2 separate regions of the Homo sapiens genome follow, and region 2 is linked to region 1. A link is an interaction called in ENCODE POLR2A ChIA-PET data of the cell type or tissue named here. Cell type or tissue: GM12878. All regions are shown on one strand.

Region 1 (2,500 bases):
AAACTATTATTAAACAGTGAACATTTGTTGATAAAAGGGTCAGCATGCTGTAGTGGGAAGAATATCAGATTTAGAGGCAAGAGTTAATTTATTTGATAGATACTCACTGAGTGTTTTCTATGTTTGTGTGCCAAATTGTTTTAGGCTCAGAGTCCAGTGGGGAAAATAGATATCTGTAATTACCACTCAGTGTGATGTTCATAGTCAGATGTGAGCACAGAGGAAGGAGGTGGGGTGGTAAGAGGGAAGGGAGATCAAGTGCCAAGGTAGGGCTTCCTGGAAGAGGTGGCATTTGAGAGGCGATCTGGGTGAATAAGAATCAGAAGGTCAAAAGGCTGGGAAATAGCATGGCAAGCATGGTTTCATGTTCAAGGTAAGGCTGGCAGGAGCTGAGGCCAGTGAAGTAGGTAGTGGGCTGATCATGAAGAGTGTAGTACATGTTATTAAGGAGATTGGATGCTTTTTATGGACTTTTAGTCCCTTTTGTTGAGCTCTTCCTAACCCTGTTTCTAACTCTGAAATCCTAGCTGTTCTTAAAACTGCAGCTCTATGCTAATTCTTCCTGAAATCTTCCTGGTTCATCATGGCAGGAAGTTTTCTTTCCCTCCTCTAACTGGTTTAGTGTTCGGCTTATACCTCTTTTATGGCCATCATCACATACCACTGTGTGTTATCATTCTTTATGTCCTCATCTTATCTTCCCTTTTGTTCCAAAAGTTCTTAGAGCGCTGGGACTAAAGGGACTTACTATTTCCTTAATGCCCAAAGCCCAGAAGGCTGAGATAGTACAAGTGTGTTAAATGAATATATTTTGAAGTGCTAAGTTATGTTCCCTGTCTTTTTAAGGTTTTTAGTACATTGATGGGCTTTAAGAATTTAGTGGTCAATGGGCAGTTATCAATTAATTAGATATTTGGCTTTTTATTCTCATGTGTGCAGAAAAGAATTAACATAGTGGGTGTGAAACTGCCTGTCCATAGAAAGGCCTGCTTGCAAGTTGGCCTTTGGCTGGCATTAGGGAACTTGGATTTCAGGAGGATTCCCACAAATCTAAATGATTGAGTAGCTCACTGTGCCTAAACTGTTTGTGCAAGCAATATGGTTTATGCCGAGCACCTGCTTTTCTTCTGGGAGTCTGGAATTTGGGTACATGCCAGGGAAGGGGTGCCTACATGACTTGTCCCCATTAAAAACTCTGGGCACTGAATCTCTAATGAACAGTCTGGTTGGTAACATTTCAGATGCATTGTCACAACTTGTGTGTCCAGTGTGACTCCTCTTGGAGAAGACCCGTGGGAGCTCCCACCCAGTTTTATGCAGACTTCACCCCACGCACCTTTTTCCATTGTTGAGTTTGCTTTGTATCTTTTCACTGTAATAAGTCATAGCTGTGAATATGACTGTATGTTGTCCTGTTGAGTTATCCTAGTGAATCATCAAACCTGGGACTGGACTTGGAGATCCCTTCAACGCACCATGAAATGCCACATATGTGAAGCCAATTGTTTTTTATTTTTGGTTTGTTTTTGGCTAAGACTCTGAAGATATTAAAGACTCTGAGAAGTTATTGGTCTTTACATAAGAGAAGGGCCCATTTCTCAAGACGCTATGTATTTAGGCATGTGAAGAAGGTGCTTAAGAAAGTTTCACGGGTTTCTCTTGTCATTCCGTAAACCAAATCACATTTCACCTTTTAGAAATAAGTGTCAAGCTTTAAAATTTCAAACTTTGAGAGTGTCAGAAGCTGTGATGATCCGTTTGTTTGAAAATGAACAGGGAATGGGAGGGCTGACAAAAAAACTGAACTTGAGATCAGTGGGTATAGGCTGGGTGCAGTGGCTCACGCCTGTAATCCCAGCACTTTGGGAAGCTGAGGCAGGTGGATCACTTGAGGTCAGGAGTTTGAAACCAGTCTGGCCAACATGGTGAAACCCCATCTCTATTGAAAATGAAAAAAAAAAAAATAGCTGGCATAGTGGTGTGCACCTGTAATCCCAGCTACTCGGGAGGCTGAGGCAGGAGAATCTCTTGAACCTGGGAGGTAAAGGTTGCAGTGAGCCGACATTGCACCACTGCACTCCAGCCTGGGTGACAGAGTGAGACTCCTTCTCAAGCAGCAAGAACAACAACAACAACAACAACAAAAACTTTGTGGTCTTGAGATCAGTGGGTATAGACTAAGGTATGGTATGAGATAGATGAGTGGCCAGGTGGGGTATGGCCAGCTGGGGAAGCTGTGTATAAACACAGACTTCTTAAGATTTTATTAGATCACATAGGCTGTAGCTGACAAAAGGGACAATAATAATAAAGACTAATGTTTTCTTTTTCTTTTTCTTTTCTTTTTTTTTTTTTTGAGAAGGAGTCTCGCTCTGTCTCCCAGGCTGGAGTACAGTGGCTGATCTCAGCTCACTGCAATGTCTGCCTCCTAGGTTCAAATGATTCTTGTGCCTCAGCTTCCCAAGTAACTGGGATTACAGATGCCTGCCACCATGCCCAG
Region 2 (2,500 bases), 450 kb before region 1:
AAAAGAACGCCAATTAAAAAAAAAAAAAAAGGACGCCAATTCTTTCAACCAAGTATTTATGAAGACAAATACAAGTATAAAACCTGTTTCATAAATAATTAGGGGTAATATATTAAATATAGATGTATTTTCAGCCATGCATACTAGTTTTAATTAATTTCTAGAAACCTTCACTCTTACATGAAAGAATCATATTGCTAAACCAGCTTCACAAAATGCACTTTGAAATTATTCTATTTCAATATTACATTAACACCAGATCTGGAAATCAAGCCAAATACTAAATAGACCCCTTAACACTCACTCTGTTGCTTCCTACAGTTGCAAACACTAATGGATCTCCTTCTTTACTGTGCCAGTTAAACTGAACTCCAAACAATGGTTGGTTATGATCTTCCTATAAAATAATCATGAAATAAGAAAAGATTAATGTATCTTACAAACCAGAAAATGACAGTAAACTAACCTATCCCCTTCTTTTTTCCAAAATGCAATACATTATTTTGTGTATCATACATAAGCTAACTTTTGACACTAAAATTAAAAGATGTCTACTAGTCTAGTTTTCACATTTTAAAATATTGTGTATGATAAAGTTTTATCACAACCAAAGGCTGAAATCACAAGTTAGGTAATAACCGCTTACCTACGAAAACACTTATAATATTTGCCTTTTTCTTAATAAGCCAATCATATTCTGAATCACAATAAACTGGATAATTTTGGTGGATACAAAAGGACACAATTTATTTTTCTGAAACAGGAAATTAACAGATGGCCTTAATAGCTTCTCTGGCATTCACTAAATTTTATAAGGCTAAATTTTTCCCTTGTAAAGTGAAGCATAGCAGACTCCATTCAAATCACTGTTTTCTGTTAGTCAGAATGAGAATATCTGAACACTGGGGACTAGGGGAAGAAATAAACTGTAACTGCACAGTTACCAGGAGGCTATAGGAGATGTACAAAGAACAATTATGCACTTTTGTTCACAAAGTTATTTTTCAGCTTTAGGATTTTACTGGCCAACTTCTGGCATTTAACACTGACTTTCAGATGCAGTTTAAGGCACTGTTTTCACTTTTAAAGTACGTCTTTCGTTTTCTCATCATTTGAAAAGCCACAGCTTTAGGATTTTGAAATACTGCCTTAAGTATAAAAGGCAGCTAAAAACATCTTCCAGGTACAGTACCTAAAAGTAGTACGTTAATGTAAATAAATATGCACATGAAACTATAATTGACTTTTAAAAAATATGCTGAGATTAATTTCTCTCCTTTTACAGGAGCAAAATCTGACACACTGAGCATCGAATTTTTGCTACACAGACAGAAAAATGTCATAGTCATAGCTTCTTATGCTTTCCCAAAACTTTACTTATAAAAAATATATTTGGATATTTAGAAAAGGTTTTAACTTACATATGTATGAGATAATACACATTTTTCCTCAGTATAGAAAAAAATAGCCTCACATTTAAAAAACAAACTGGACATATATAAAAGAAAATATCTTAAACACCAGTAACCCCTTTTATAAAGTAAATAAAAATACTATTGGGGACAGATTAATTTAAATAACCAAAACCCCCTTTTCCCTAAATATTTAATATTAAAAAGTTTAAAAATTTTTTACACCTTTTTCTTTGAAAACAGTTATAAATAAAACAAAGGACAGAAACTGTACAAAGTAAAACATCTGTTTCAATTTATACTTAGTCAAAGTTAATGGGTTACATTCAGTTCTTTTTAAAAACTGATGCCAGAAGTGGCTTATGTTTTTTAAGTTTTACTAAAATATAAAGAGTAATAGTTACCCAAATCTTATAATTTGAATGCAAACAATAAAGCAAAAACATCCTGCAACACTGTCACATATTTAAATTAAAACAACAAAAAACAAAACCAAAAAACTAAACATGGGATGGACTAAAATAGATACGCAGTCTGAACTACAAAAAAAAAAACCCTTCAGAAAACATTGTAACTTTAAAATATTTACAACTTGACAGAGTATCCTGAGTACGAAATGCGTGCCACAGAGAAATAATTTCTGAAGCCTAGCATTCAGCCCAAAGGATCTTTTTTTGCACATACCTTGAGACTATTTACACATTTGAAAGAATATTTGCATTTCTTTGACTTCCATTTTCCCTTTCCCCAACTTTTCCTTCCAGGTGCATTTGGCGTGTTTGTAGGTGTATCAGGGCGTTCAGTGTTTGTACCACTTTCTATACTGACAGCGTCATCCTGTAAGCAGTAAATGAGGAAAAATTACATGAAACAGCAATACTGTTTTTAGCAGTAAATAACTCTACTGGGAAGATGCTGACTGACCTAAGAGAAATAATTTCTACAAGAAGAAAAAAATGTATTCTTGCCTCCACATAAGGATAAACATAATCCAGCTACAGGTTAGAAGGTTTGTAGATATTTTATATTTCAACAAAAATGAAAATGAAATAAATACTAATGAGAATAATGGAAGAGTAATACTGTCT

The links. ChIA-PET counts read pairs that join two places held together with the same protein. Peaks named below come from ENCODE experiments on the same cell type or tissue, not always from the same donor. Only the 100,000 strongest peaks of a DNase experiment are listed, where the experiment ranks them.
Region 2: POLR2A ChIA-PET joins it to region 1 with 5 read pairs; 2 of 35 experiments call an interaction of 5 or more read pairs at or near these places.

What each region holds. Positions count from the first base shown.
Region 1 is chr11:85,797,483-85,799,982 of GRCh38, reverse strand. All of the region lies in intron 1 of SYTL2 (synaptotagmin like 2), which reads left to right. Among named protein-coding and RNA genes, the nearest start is that of SYTL2, 12 kb to the left of the region's middle. In GM12878, no CTCF peak of the experiment used is centred here; no DNase peak of the experiment used is centred here.
Region 2 is chr11:86,250,045-86,252,544 of GRCh38, reverse strand. EED (embryonic ectoderm development) reads right to left here. Exons shown (of 12, transcript NM_003797.5): 2 at 2,097-2,249; 3 at 305-397. Among named protein-coding and RNA genes, the nearest start is that of EED, 6.5 kb to the right of the region's middle. In GM12878, no CTCF peak of the experiment used is centred here; no DNase peak of the experiment used is centred here; H3K4me3 peaks cover 1,365 bases; H3K27ac peaks cover 1,924 bases.